2 separate regions of the Homo sapiens genome follow, and region 2 is linked to region 1. Evidence: read pairs that join two places in POLR2A ChIA-PET (ENCODE). Cell type or tissue: PC-9. All regions are shown on one strand.

The links. Peaks named below come from ENCODE experiments on the same cell type or tissue, not always from the same donor. Only the 100,000 strongest peaks of a DNase experiment are listed, where the experiment ranks them.
Region 2: POLR2A ChIA-PET joins it to region 1 with 11 read pairs; 2 of 35 experiments call an interaction of 5 or more read pairs at or near these places.

Annotation. Positions count from the first base shown.
Region 1 is chr5:90,884,642-90,892,641 of GRCh38, reverse strand. The region is part of intron 83 of ADGRV1 (adhesion G protein-coupled receptor V1); the gene reads right to left. Among named protein-coding and RNA genes, the nearest start is that of ADGRV1, 330 kb to the right of the region's middle. In PC-9, no CTCF peak of the experiment used is centred here; a DNase peak (open chromatin) is centred at 3,661; H3K27ac peaks cover 838 bases.
Region 2 is chr5:91,400,194-91,408,193 of GRCh38, reverse strand. All of the region lies in intron 1 of ARRDC3-AS1 (ARRDC3 antisense RNA 1), which reads right to left. Among named protein-coding and RNA genes, the nearest start is that of ARRDC3, 21 kb to the right of the region's middle. In PC-9, no CTCF peak of the experiment used is centred here; no DNase peak of the experiment used is centred here.

The DNA of each region.
Region 1 (8,000 bases):
TAAGAGAAAACTTTTGGGGTATCCTCATTACCTTGATTGTGCTGATGATTTTTAATGGTATGTATATATACATATATGTCAAAACTTATCAAATTGTACACTTTAAATGAGTATCTTTGTTTTTCCAATTTACTTCACTAAAGTTTTTTTAAATGTATTTGATTAATGGATCCATAACTGACCTAATTTTCAAATGGTTATGATTTTCAAATTGCCAGGCCTGAATGACATAAGACTTTGTTCTTTGGGATCTGGGAAATTAAGAAAACCATACTTTTATCACATATTATTCTATCTTCATATCAATGAAACAGTCTCATAAATTATTATAACACTGTGTTGGACAATTTGAATCAGAAAGTACTAGAACAGAACAAATTTGAAAATTTCTCAAGATAATAAAAGTTTATTATATGAAACATGTTAAGAAATATGATGGAAAGGTGACCTCACATTCACATGAAATTTTGCAACATTGAGAGAGGTGAGCACTTCAAAGCAAAAGAAGTGGATAAATCTACACTAATGATTTTTTAGTTCCATGAAAGATTCTATGACACTTCCCCTTGAAACTAGAATCAAGAGTTCTAGTCAATTTTTTCAAAAGAATCCATCCTTTAGTCTTTACATTCTAAAGGATGAAACTTAAAGTGCATTTTCTACTCTGAACTCATAACTTTTCAATAGAGACTAAAGAAAAATTACCTAGATGAGGTTATACCATATATAATTTGTCCATGTTAGAACCAAAGTTTCCATATTAACTACATTAATAATTACAAATATATTACTGCTTCCCCAAATTAAATATTACATATTTACATGGATAAGCAATGATAGCAGGCGGGTTTATGACATTTGCTTCCCTTCATTGTCAATAACATTTCACCTATTTTAATGATATTATCTAAAACAGAAATTCTTCTAAAAGTGAAAAGAAAGGAACTTTTTATGCTATAGCCAAGTAAAATTTTATTGATCTAATTAATTTTGTAGTAAAACATTTTAAATATGATATTCTATAGGATATTTTATTGTTTTATCATCACACCATAATTGATGAGATGATTATCAGTACCTGAAAAAGTTTCTCCTTTTTGCTCCTATTATGCTCCAAATATATTTTTCATGTTAGATATTATTTTCATTTTCCCATTTATACTTTTATAATTAAAGTTTTACCGTAAGTAATTTGCTTCCCTGCACATACTAATTTTCTTAATTATATTTAGAATATAGCTATCACTTATCAGTCATCTATAGGAAGGTGATATTTTCTTAAAAGCTATTTCGATATTACCTTTCAGTTTGTGTTGTCTAACACCCCTATAACATCATTACCCCAATACACACATCTATTGCTAACTCCAACACACACACAAAGAGTGAGAAATACAAAAGTATGTCTAATCAAAAGGAAGTCTAAATGCTGGCTTTTATATAATATATATAAATAATATATATTATAATATAAAATATAAACAGCTACTCATCATCCAAATTAAAACAATAAAAATTTTCCATATTTTTTCAAACTTTTTTGTTTAAAGAAAAAAAATGTTACAGATGCATATAAACCCGCTCTCCCATTCCATTCCTGCTCCTTCTTCCTAGAGGTAAAAAGTGAATTTCCTTTTAATTTCATATGCTCATATCCACTGTCATACATTTTGTTTTGTACAAAGTATATTAATTGAAAACTCCAAGAAATGCCAATTTAAAAAGATTTTCAACTTTACTCTTTATCAGGGAATGCTAATTAAAATCAGCAGATAAAAAATAGTAAAAAAATCTGATGACACGAAGTGTTGAAGAAGATGAGGATAAACAGTAATTTACATGGCACTGATAGAAATATAAGTTGTTACAATGTCTTTAGAGAACAATTTAACAATTTGGGGGCCAAACTGAATATATCCTTATGCTGTGGCCCAGAAATTACCCTTCTAGACATTTACACATGAAAATGTGTCACATTTATATGTAAGGAGGCGTGTAAAAGGGTCATGTTAATAAATGGAACACTTGTATAGTGTTTCTTATGTGACAGGTACTGTTTAAGTCTTTCATGTGTTTTTACTCTGCTATCTTCATAATATGCCTACCTCATAGGAAATATGCTTCATTTAACAGGTGGGTGAACTGAGCACTGGGTTTTATGACTTGTCAAGGTCCTGTAACTAGCAGTGGTAGAACTACAAACCCAAGCAATCCAGCTCTGGAGTCAATGTTGTTAACCGCTGTGCTGTATTGCTCACTGAAACACCATGTGTAAGAGCAAAAGGGTGGAAACCATTCAGAGTTCATCCAGACAGGAAGGAATGAACACACAATAGGACCTTTATACAGGGCAGAATAGCCTTTCAAATGCATAAAACAGACCTACACACAGCTAGTGTACATTTCAGAAACCTAACATGGTATGAAAAGGTGAGTTGCAAAAAGATTCACACTGTGTAATAACTAAAGTCACCCTTATGATTTATTTTCAATAGCTAAAATAGCTAAAGCAATCTTAGACTATATTTAAAAATATGGAATCAAACAAAGAAAGGGATTCCTTTTTTCCCTCCTTGGGGTTAAGGATTGATCACACCTAAAATAGTGTATCAATATAATGAGCTGCAAGACTGATCAACCAGACTGGGTTTAGGAGTGAGCAGCTGGAATGGGCAAAGGTTTTGCAGCTGTATAGAACAAGTGTGCAAAGTCTCTCAAGTAAGAGAATAACTATTTATGTGCAAGAAAGAAACTCAGTCTCCATCAGCCCTCTCTTTCTCCACAGGCTTCCTATCAAATGTGTCAGTACACACTTTTGATAGGGCTTATCTGTTTGACTTAGGACAATTATCCTCATATGAAACATTAACAAATGGTATCACAACATCATTTAACTTGATATACATTAAATATGGTATTCTCAAGTACATGGAAGAGTATTGATAACAAATTATGCACAAAAAAATTTCATGGAAAATTATATAATAATTTAAAAATCTGGCTATTTTTATCTGACCAAAAAAGGTGAAAAAATGAGGAAAAAATAAAATTGCATAGTTTTTATATTGTTGTAGATGAAAGATTCACCAGAAGTTTCCCTCTTACTGTAACAGACTATCAACAAAAATGTATTAATACCCTGTTTAAGAATATATACTTAAGGGGATATTCTAGTAGTGAAAACAATGGTCTGTACAAGGAAGAGCCCTGAGCTCTTCCTCATTCCCTGAATAAGTCTTCTCTATAATGAGGAGAGGCCTGTTAAGAGACCACAATGCTGATGTTAATTCAACTAAACCATCAACCTCCACAGAGTAGGTTCACTTTGTATGAAAAGCAATTAATATTTAAAAAGGTCTCTTTTCAGAGAAGACAAACCTAATAAAGACAAACACTTAAAAGATCAAGGGGCTAAACTGAGCACTGACGCACATGGCTAAAATGTTAGTTTTCAAGAATACTTAATGGACAAACAAGTGGGGGTATATTAAATGTTAATTACTCTTAATGTTAGCTCTTGAAAAAATGCTTGTTTGGGTGTGGTAACTCTTTTTGAAAAACTTGTTGGCACTCCAGTGTAGACCTTGCTATGATTTCTTTCCAACATTGTACACACCTTATTCAACAGACAAATGACTCATAGAAGGCCACAATCCAAGATTTGATAGTCAGCATTTAGCTTGCTAATGATATCCCAGATGTAGCCACAGTTTCTACTATGAGAAAAATAGTAGACAGAGGATTACACTATGGCTCCTATATTTCACTAGAGTCTGTTTTGCAGGAATAGTAAAAATACAGTGAAAGGAGTGTCAGATAAGGTAATGAGGAGAAAGGCCACAGAGGGGTTGTGAAAAGTATGCCAACATCAACAGTTGTTACTCAATATTTGTACCACTGAACCTGAATAAGCCAAGCATAGAAGGTGAAAATGGCTAGATAAGAAAGGAGAAAACAAAGGCAACTAATATAAAGTTGACTAAGCAAATCTGCAGTACAATGATAAAAACACCAAATGATATATGATATCCAACATCAAATACATTATCCATTTGTAAAGTATGAAGGCCCATTAGTCATTTTTTCCTGCAAAGTCCACAAGCACATTTATATGTTTGAATGTATCATTCCAACTTTTGCCAAGAATGTATTATTTTGTTTTTAAGCACTTTTGCCAGCCAGAAGATATTGCTATTTTATATTTTAGTTACCAATTTTTAATACAATTTTATGAACACCTATGATTTTATGTCCTAATGATGCAAATGCAAAAACAAAAAAAAACTTTTTCTCTTTAAGAACTCACAGTGCAGTAATGAGGCAGAAATCTACATAAATATTTCTGCTTAAAAATGAAATTATGCTATCACAGAGTTATATGGTAGTCAGTTTTCACTTTAGCTCACTCTTCCTTCTAGAGGGAAAACATTATTTAATGCTACTCTGTTCCACTAGTCAACATAAATGTGACATGACAGATCTCATACACATTGTAGTTTGATACTGTAATGACATTTTCAAGCATATATGATTTTAACAGAACAGGACAATATTCAAAATGGTGAAATTTGGGACACACAACAAAAACAGGAATTAAAGAATACTTTTCATTTTATTTGCTTTTATAATCTCCCTAGAGTTAGACTCTGTAGGGAAATGCCTACTTTATCTGTGTATCTGAGATCAACCCTGTGTTCTTTTTCCACATAAAAGAAAAAAAATTAGTTACTGTGTCTAGAATCCTGACTTAAAAAAACTGTGGTACAAAAATGCTATTGTGAATTATACAGCTAAAGGAAGCATTGGCTAGTAAATGTTATCAAAGATTGACATATAATCTGCATAACAGCATGAGAGAGGAGGGACAAGGTAGAGTTGAACTATTACAACTCCATGTTAGGTTTTAGTTTTTAGGTTTACACTTTCGCTATCAAATTTGTTATTTTTTATTATAAAATCTCACCCAAATTGTTTCCCATATAAACACTTCTTGGCCCTACACTGAAGACATTCTTGGCCTTGTATTAAAGACAAACAAATAAAACTTTAATAAGTAATAACAAATATGCATTCAGTGCTTATCATTCATCAGGCACTGCAGCAGAAAATGAGTGCACAGCAGTGATGAAAACAGCCATGGTTTTTGCCCTCATGGAGTGTATCATCCATGAGAAAACAGAGATGAATAAGTCAAGAACCACAACATGCTGAGTACTATAGAGAACAGGAAAATGAACTGAGAGAATACAGTCTGTTGGAGAGATGGGAGGATTAAATAGAGTGAAATAGAGTGATGAAGCCCTCCATAAAAGGCGACATTTAACCTGATCCTTGAAGTGAGAGAAGGAACCTCTGATACAAACAGCCAAGGATCAGTGAAAAGAGCATGCCAGGCAGAGACCACGGCACCCACAAAGGTTCCAAGGCACGACAGCTTCAGGGAATGAAGGCAAGGTCCGTGTGGTGTGGGTGGTAGATTGGTGATATGGACCGGAGCTGGTGATACAGTCTTAACAGCCATATTATGATGTGGAATTGATCTTGAAGAGCAGTGGAAAGCTGTAAAAGGGTATCAATAGAGGACACGCATGACATCTTTAAAAGATGACACTGGCTCCTAACTAGAGAGCAAACTGGTTGAGAGAAGAGGTGAAGCAGGCAGATCAGTTAAAAGACTATTTCAGTTGTCACATAAGACGTGGTACATTTGGCAAAAGGTAGTAGATGGATTCGGAAAAAAGGAGATGAACTCATGGCATCATTTAAAGGTAGAATTAAAAGAATTTGCTGGCACACAAAAGTCTTGCTGGTAAGCTGAATACACTTATAGCAAGGAAAGAATAATGCTTGAGAAACTCTGTGAATGATGGCCCCAATTATTAAGATATGGGAAACTGGGAAGAATGGTTTTCAAGCGGATGTTAAACTTGTCATCTGGACATGTTAAATTTGAGATACCTGTGAGACATCCAAGAAGAGCTATCAAGGAGCAACAGAGTATATAAGACCAGAGCTTAAAAGAGTGGTTTACGGTGGAGATAAAAGTTTGTGAGTCACGAAGTATACAAAAATGGTTAAAGCTTAACGCTATGGCTAATGATGAGATCATTTATCGAGAGAGTATGGAGTAATATTTCTATAATTTTAGTATACAATTCCTGAGGAGATTCTGATTCAGTATGTTTGGGGTGGAGGCTTTGAATCTGCATTTTTATTAAACTCTCCAGGCATGTCTCATCCCAGTACTTTGTTAAATACTGCTATAGAGACAGAAAATAAGTGAGCCCACTAGTGAGCTGACAACCTCTAGCAGTTGGTAGTTGGCCAGGAGAGGAAGAGTCTGAGAAGCTGAAGCCAAAGACCAACCAGGAGTGGGTGATCTATATAATTTTTTGAACCATCTTCAGAAGGAAAATAAAGGTTCCCGACTATTAGGTAATACTAGTGAGAATATGATCAGAGTTCCTTTGAGCAATTTCCTATAAAATAGTGCCAATAGCCAGCCTCCAGAACGATAGGTTGCTGCAAGCTCTTGATGCTGCTCAAAAAATATGGATTATGTCAGCAACAGGATCATTGGTGCCTTCTAAGTACAACTATTAATCCTGCTACACTAAAATCAGGGGAGGACATCACGGGATTAGTATTCGATATTTTAAAGTTAATGAGATCTTGATCCAGCCACTTCCATATACTGGGAGTGGGTAATGAGCAACATCACCACCCTCCTTCCCTCCCTTCCTTTCTTCCTCCCTCCCTCTCTCCCTCCTTCCCTTTCTTCTTCATGTTACATGCAGTAGCCTCAAGACCCGAGTATTAAGCAACTCCTTAAAACAATAGGCTAAGAATAAAAGGGCCAGACAAATTATGGGGCAGATTCATTTCTATCTCTTCCTCTAACCAATATCCTGTTTCCAACCCCTCTCCTGGCACTCCTTATCTCCACAGTATTTTAACTGCTTAGAACTGTCACCTTTCAGTCCTCACCTTGTGCCAGACAAATTAAGCTTCAGAATGCTTCCTTCCATCTCCTCTCAAAGCTTATCACATTTCACCTAGGGTTGTGTAATAACCATTTGATCCATAAACTTACTATATGCTGATGGGTTTGTTATTTCCCACAGATTTTCACTTTAACTGGAGGTTTTGTAGAGACAAACTTTAATTTGAAGGAGTTAAGCTAAAGTTGGAATATTTCCATATCATTATGGAGAAGATGTAAGTATGGAGAAGATAATTTAACAATCCTTAGTCATCATCCAACAGATTGCTATCTGTTTCATCTATAAAGTCCTGAGACTTTAAGAAGTCTTTGAGTTAATCACCTGGGAACAAGAAAACCTTTAGAAAGACTGCCAAGAGATTATTAATTGCTTCAGAAAGCTGATTTCTTGTTATGTGGTAGCAGAAAAACATCTTGAACAACAAGTACATCTATGAGTCTGTCTTGTGAAAAATCTACAGAGAGCTAAAGATTTTCTTCACCAAATAAAACTGGAAGTGGTCCTTAAATGAAGGGTTGCAAAGCAAAGGTTATCAGGCACAAAACTATTAACATACATGTGTAGAGGAGCTAGATATAAAACAATGTGGGGCTGCATGGTCCATGGGAAGCATACTGTAAGAACATACATACCACGATTGTGGGCCAAACTCAACCCACAGGACCTCAGTGCCCCTGTACTAAACTCCCCAGGCCATTGTACAGGAATGAGAGTAGGATTCATTACTTTGATTGCCAAAGAAATAAAAGGAAATTATCAGTTAGGGTATTCAACTGTCCTGGATTGCTTGGGACTGAAGGATTTACTGAGATGTAGAACTTTCAGTGCTAAACCCAGGACAGTCCTAGGCAGGTGGAGATAACTGGTCACCTTAAATCAAGACGATTATTGTGCTATGCTTTGGGCTGGAGAAACAAAACATAACAACAATGTGGGGTCTAGTTTTTACAAAAAGTTGAAACTAGTAGTTTGGTTCGAGTCACAAAGCACATAAGG
Region 2 (8,000 bases), 520 kb before region 1:
TGCTGTTTTTGTTAGAATCGAAGCTGAGAAGACAGTGCTGCACAGGCCTGGGTCTGAGAAGCGACCTCTAGAGTTAATTACCAAAAAGTCTACAAAGCCAGATTGAGTGATTGGCCTCCTATCCAGTTTGGATCTCTAACTCAGGATTTCAGACCCCCACATTGGCTTGTTCCTTCCAGGTAGCCATGATTCCCCAAATGCTGATACTTGGGATGCATGCACAAACATTTATTTCCATTCTGTCACCCAGGTGTCTACTGACACTTCTCTGCTACTCCAGCACCTGCAACTGCTCACACTGTCTCTGTGCTTTAGTCTCTTTGTAGCTTCTCCACTACCTGAAATTACATTCTAAGCTTACAGGTTAGCCTGTTCATTATTCAACTGTACCATTAAAAATATAAATTTCATGAGGGAAGGCAATTTGTGTCTGTTTTTTACCACTTGATCCTCAGTGCCTAGGAAGTGGCTGGAACATACAATGAATTCAATAAATATTTGTTAAATGAATAAATAGCTTAAATAATATATTCACTCTGTGCAGCTAAACATAAAACTCAGCTTTCATTCAAGAACTATTAAATAATTCACTCACACAAAAATATTTTTGGGCAATGTTGATTTTACTAAAGATTTTGTGTAGGAAATGGAGAAAGGATTTATACTGGCACTCTTCATTAAAAATTGCTCAACCTCATAGATAACAAAAAGAATGCAAATTAAAAGTGCACCAAGAAGCCTGAGGTATTAGAGGTTATGAGGAGTGAAGAGAACTTCTGCTACAGATTAGAGTGTGGAGGAGGGAGTTGCCAAGCACAAAACCCAAGTGCCTGACATAAAGTATCAAAGTGAGAAAGGTATTTATGTAGGAGGAGGCAACAGTGTGAGACTTGTTACCTACAGGGATGTTGATGAAATATGTAAGTACATTAAGAATAACATGAGCCAGGACTTCGACTGTGAGAGAAGAGTGTTAAAAATATGGAAAGGGAGAAAATTAGAATGGATCTGGTGATGTTGGATAGTAGTTGAAGGAATAGGTATCAACTAGTAGTTGTTTATATATGGAGATAGTAACCAATGTCAGTATGTGTCTGTTTACTAAGAGGGCCTTGGAAAAGACACACCCCAATAGCCAGCAACACACATAGAATTCAGGCTTCTTTTTTTTCTTTTCCTTTTTCTTTTTTTTTTCTCATTCCGTTGCCCAGGCTGGAGTGCCGTGGTGCGATCTCGGCTCACTGCACCCTCCATCTCCCAGGTTCAAGGGATCCTCCCACCTCAGCCTCCCAAGTAGCTGGGATTACAGGCACCCACCATCATGCCCGGCTAATTTTTGTATTTTTGTAGAAACAGGGTTTCACCATGTTGGTCAGGCTGGTTTCAAACTCCTGACCTCAGGTGATCCACTCTCCTCAGCCTCCCAAAGTGCTGGGATTACAAGTGTAAGCCACCGCACCCAGCCACACTCGGGCTTCTAAATATCATTCTCCATTAAAAGGTTCCTTGAAGAAATGGCTGATTCCATGTCCAGAGTAGGACAAGTATAAGATGAGCCTAGAATATCTCTTTAGACAAGAAAGCAAGGAAGTTCTGACAGAATGATAGCGATAAGTCAAAAGCTGTGCAGGAGCCAGCTTGAAGGAGCTCCCACCAAACAAATCTGGGACAGTTCGAACATCAAGACAAACAATGATAGGAATGGATTATGACTATTGATTATTATAGAAACCTATTAGTACATGGTGATGTAACCAAAAGAACCAATTTATCAACTGAATTTTTAATGCCAAAGTATGTATTACATAACTTCAAAGTACCCTACCACAAACACTTAATAATTACAAAGGAAAAAAAGGCTAAGTTAGAGTGGAGAATCCTGGCACTCACCACCCTAGTCAAATGATCAGAGTGAACATCATCAGTAATGGGATAAAACAAAATCATGAACCACCTGATAGGTTGCAAGAAGAACAAGGCATCTTTTCTGTCATATTTTTGCCAAAGATGTGCAATCTGAATTGAGTTCAAGGAAATGTCAGGTAAACCCAAATTAAGGGACATTTTACAAATGTCTGGTTTATCATCTTTAAATGTACCAAGGTCATAAAAATGAAGGAAAGCAGAAGGAACTGTTTCAGATTAAAGGAGACTGAAGAGGTAGGGCAGAAGCTAAGCACAACACATGATTCTGGACTGGATACTTTTGCTATAAAGGACATATTAGGGACAACAGGCAAACTGTGAATGGAGTCTAACTCCATTTGATGTCAGTAACATATCAAAGCTAATGTCCTGATATTGATGGTTTCACAGTTGACCCTCCATATCTACAAGTTCCACATCTGTAGAATTAACCAACTGTGGATTGAAAAATATTTGAATTAAAAAATGAAAATAATATAAAAACAATACAGTATAACAACTATTTACATAGCATTTACATTGTATTATATATCATAAGTAATCTAGAGATGGTTTAAAGCAAGCTTGTCCAACTCACAGCCTATGGGCCACATGTAGCCCAGGATGGCCTTGAATGCAGCCCAACACAAATTTGTAAACTTTCTTAAAATATTATGAGTTTTTTTTGCAATTATTTTTTAGCTCATCAGCTATCATTAGTGTTAGCGTATTTTGTGTGTGGCCCAAGACAATTCTTCCAATGCAGCCCAGGGAAGCCAAAAGATTGGACACCTCTGATTTAAAGTATACAGGAGGATGTCCACAGGTTTTATGCAAACATGACACTATTTTATATAAGGGACTTGAGCATCTGAAGGGGGGATCCTGGAACCAATCCCCACAGATACCAAGGGAAGACTGTAGTTTGAATATGTAGGAGAATGTACTTGTTTATAACATATATAACCTAGGGTTATATATTCTGGTGTACAAGGATATTATGTTGGCAACTTACTCTTAAATAGTTCCATGGGGAAAATATTCTTTATACTTGCAACTTTTGGATACGTTTGAGGTAGCTTCAACATTTTTTAAAATTAAACTTAAAAAACTGAAAATTAAGATATCATTTGTCAGCTATCAGATTTGTGGAAATGTAAAAGTTTGACAATGCACTCTATTGGCAAGGCTGTGGGCAAATAGACCCTTTTTTTTTTTTTTTTTTTAGATCTGGTAGCCCTCTGTCAACCAGGCTGGAGTGCAGTGGCACTCCAGTGATCATAGCTCATTGAAGCCTCAAATTCCTGGGTTTAAGGGCTCCTCCCACCTCAGCCTTCCAAAGAACTGGAATCCCAGGTCTGTACCCCCATGTCTAGCTAATTTTTTAAAATTATTTAAAAATTTGCTGTGTTGCCCAGTCTGGTCTCAAACTCCTGGGCTGAAGCAATCCTCCTGCCAAAGTGCTGGGATCATAGACATGAGTTCCAGCACCCAGCCCAACACTCTTTTATTTATTTTGAGGCTATAAATCAGCAGAACTCCTTAGGAGGGAAATATTTATCAATATTACAATAGCATATGTCCTTGATCAACAATACCACTACTGGGAATTTACCCTGTGGGTATGCATGCACTAATGAAAAATAAGATCTGTATAACATTACCCATTTTAATATTGTTGTAAATGCAAATAATCAGGAAAAAAAGTTCATAAATAGGTTAAATTATGATACATTGATAAAATGGAATAGAGTGGGGTGATGAAAAAGAATTAGAAAGCTCTATGTAGTCATAGGAAAGGTGTCCAAAATATATAGCATAGTGAAAAAAATTTAAGGTACAGAACAGTATATACAATGCGCTAAATTCAGTGTCAAAAAAGCAGAGAAAAATAAAAAGCAATATGCATGCTTGCTTATATTTGCATAAAGAAATTCTAGAAAAGTACATAAGAAAACAATATCAGTGGTTACTTGGTGGATAGACAAGTGAGAGCAGTGAGGCCCCAGGATGGTAAGGAGACTTTCTGGCCCACGTTTTTATACTTCTGTTAACATGGGTCTCTATCATCTATTCACGATATTAATTTTGAAAATCTCTCATTAGACATTTTTGTTTCCCAAATTCTTTCCTTTAACCAAGCAGCTACTTCCCATTCCTCCCGACATAAATGATCCAGCAAGCTGGCCCTCATTTCTTTTCTCAGTATTCCCCAGAATCTCACATTCCATTCTCCTCATAAATATCCAGCAACATCGCCCTGTCCCAAATTCTACCTCCAAACCTATTTACCAATCTTTAGGGAAATGAACAAAACACAGGCTCCTAAATGAAAGGCAATTTGTCCTTATTGGTTGGGGATAGGTTGGGGGGTAAGGGAGAACTACCCACAAGCAGTTTATTAAAGTTTTTTCTAAATACAGTACATACAATCTTTGCCAAAGAGAAACTCTGATGAATGAGATTTGTTCCACCTCAATGAAGCACTCATTTACTCATGAGTGGTGCCCCTCTATCCACACACACAGTTTTATCCACCCTAGGACCCCCTCCTGCTTTTCATTTTGGTGGGTCCTGATCTGCATGTACCACCATCCCTCTTAACTAATGCTGAGCTAAGCTGCATCTGTCTTTAAATAGGCCAAAGGCTCTGCCCAAATTTGGAGAAACATTTAAGAACTAGTCAAAACTAAGGATTTTTGGCTCAAACTCAAGATGAGAAGGATAAACAAACCCTGCCCAAATGGAATCTAGTTTGATATATTTTCCTGCCTTTCTAATTAAAGCCAAATGTTTTAATATTTCCCAAATTACCTCTGATGAAATCTACTGTATCATTTCACCTTATAAAAGCAAATAAGTTTATATTTACAGTTAATAATTTTATTTCAATGCATGCTAGTTTTTCATTTTATTTGCCATGAGGTGTCATGAACCTCCACTATGGGCTAACTAATCTGCTCCATGGGCCACACATGTACCAAAGAATTGTGGGAACCAGAGATGGTCAGAATACAATCTCACACAATCTTATACCTTTTTTTTTCTCATTGTCAAGAATACAGAAGAGGCCAAGCACATTGGCTCACACCTGCAATCCTGGCACTTTGGGAAGCCAAGTAGGATCACTTCAGCCCAGGAGTTCGAGACCAGCATGGGCAACATAGTGAGACTTCATCTCTATTTTTTAATAATTTAATTTAATTTTAAAATAATACAAAAGAGCCAGGGGAAAGGATCTCAGTATATTAGGGATCAGTTGACATTAACAGTAGAAAGTAAAGTCTTCTGACTTGATATTTCAAAACAATATTAATAATAATGATCCTAAACATTTTAGCAATGCATTTCAGAACCTACTATAGCTTTGTCCCATTTGATTTCCATAATTTGAGGTGGATATAATTATCCCCATTCTATCAGTCAAGAAATGAGGACTCAGATGATAATGAATTTCTCCAAATCACACAATGAAGAAGCAGCAAGACTGCAAGGTGCCTAAATTAGGCTTATCTTCAATGATCTGAGTAAATCTCTATGATTATTAAGTTTAATGATTCTATTAGTAATGGGTATTTCCAAGTTCAAATGAGTTTAAAATTTTATAAGGCTATCTAATGCCTCGAGAACATTGTCTGTGGAGGCTGGGAATTCTACAAAATAGGAGCTAAAAAGGTTAATTTATTCTGACAGAAGGATGATTAACACTAGGTAAGATTACCTATCTCTAATTAACCTAGTCCATTATTGAGTTCTTAAGAAGGATATGGATAGCAAAAATGTCACTCAGAAAAAATTCAGCTGAGAAAGTTTGAAGACAGCACTGCACTGGGAATGATAATTGTTATATTTGTTAGCCATTGGGTATGCTTAAAATCATTTTCATATTTAAGCCAGAACCTAAAATACTTCTTTACTCAAGCCTCTTTAAGGGAACTATGAGGCTTAAGATTAACAAATACATTTTAGCATTAACTTAAATTTAAAAATGCCTATCAAAAATTTTAAAAGGAAATCTGTTTTTTTAAAATTAATCTCAAACCTGCTTATACACAAAGGCCTTCTAATAAAGATCATTAAACATTTTACTGAGTTATGTTCTTGACCAGTGATTTCATGATAGGCTTAACCTCTCTCCCTCACTCTAACACCCATGTTTTACCTACTACGTTCTGACAGAATGTAAAACAAAACAACTCTAATATTATTCATTAATAGTACTTTTGGGGACCTTGAAAAGTTAATGCTACTTTAAAGTTTCCTAACTTAAAAATCTTAAGCATTGAAAGGATCTGGTTTACTATATCCTGTGGGTTAGAGTTTGTGTTTTTTGCTTTTCATTATAGACCACAGTATCACATAAGAATGGATATCATTTAGTTTAGTTTTATGCTACCAGGCACAGTGGCTCACGCCTGTAATCCCAGCACTTTAGGCGGCCAAGGTGGGTGGATCATTTGAGGTCAGGAGTTCAAGACCAGCCTGGCCAACATGGTGAAACCCCAGCTCTACTAAAAATACAAAAATTAGTCTGGTGTGGTGGCACGTGCCTGTAATCCTAGCTACTGGGGAGGCTGAGGCACAAGAATCACTTGAACCTGGGAAGCAGAGGTTGCAGTGAGAAGAGATTGCACCACTGCACTCCAGCACGGGCAACACAGCAAAACTCCATCTCAAAAAATAAAATAAAATAAAATAAAATAATAAACTGTTAAAAGGGATTTTTTTCTGTTATCTTGGAATTGTTATTATGACTGAAAAAATGATGACAAAAATTCATAAAGATTCTAGGCTGTTAAAGGCCTCTCCAACCACTGGGCCGGAAACCTCTCTAAAGGCTTATTCAGATGCAAAGGAACCACATCTGCTACTCCCAATCAACATTTCAGCCCTGAGTGAGTGAGCAGGAAAATATTTTCCCTCAACCCACTAGAAGCCAAGTGAAGAGGGAGTTTCAAAGGAATACAGAGTGGGAGTGCTTGCACAGAGGAAAGACTGACAGCTACTACCTAGTTGAATACTTACAGAGTTGGGAACCTAGAGACTCACCCCAAGTCTGACTTCAAAGTTCACTACGCTGAGTGAGAGAGTCTGTGGGAGAAACTGACATGTGTCTTTTGGAATTTGGAAGCATATCTGAACATCAAGAATTGCGCCTGATTCTTTCCTGAAGATTTTGAAGATGGAAGACTGGCAAGCAAACCCCGGAAAAGTGGAATTTTTTAAAAAGACCATATTGTGGGGCGCTTTAAAAGAAGGTGAAGAAAATGTCCATCCCATTCTAGGTTTCCTTATTTTTATGGACTGAATGTTTGTGTCCCCCCACCCCCAAAAATTGATATGCTGAAATCCTAATCCCCAATATGATGGTACTAGGAGGTAGAACTTTGGGGAGGTAATTAAGTCATGAGAGTGGAGTCCTCATGAATGGGATTAGTACCCTCATTAGAAGAGACATGAGCTTGCCCTCTCTGCTGTCCAACATCTAAAGACACAGCAAAAAGATGACCATCTGCAAACCACGAAAAGTACTCCCACCAGACACAGGACCTGCAGACACCCTCATCTTAGAATTCCAGCCTTCACAACTGTGAGAAATAAACATTTGTTGTTTAAGCCACTCAGTCTATGGTTTTCTGTTATAGCAGCCCAAACTGACTAAAACAACATTCATTTACCAACGGGTACAGAAGGAGGACTTTCAAGTTTGACTCAATTTGAAGGAATATAAAGAAGGGAAGAGAAGGCCGGGTGCAGAGGCTCACACCTGTAATCCCAGCATTTTGGGAGGCCAAGCTGGGCAGATCAAGAGGTCAGGAGTTCAAGACCAGCCTGGCCAACATGATGAAACCCCATCTCTACTAAAAATACAAAAAAAAAAAAAAAAATTAGCTGGGCATGGTGGCATGCGCCTGTAATCCCAGCTACTCCAGAGGCTGAGGCAGGAGAATCTTTTGAACCCAGGAGGTGGAGGTTGCAGCGAGCCAAGACTGTGCCATTGCACTCCAGCCTGGGCGACAGGGTGAGACTCCGTCTCAAAAAAAAAAAAAAAAAAAAAAAAAAACCGAAGGGAGGAGAAAAGCACAAGCCCTGGG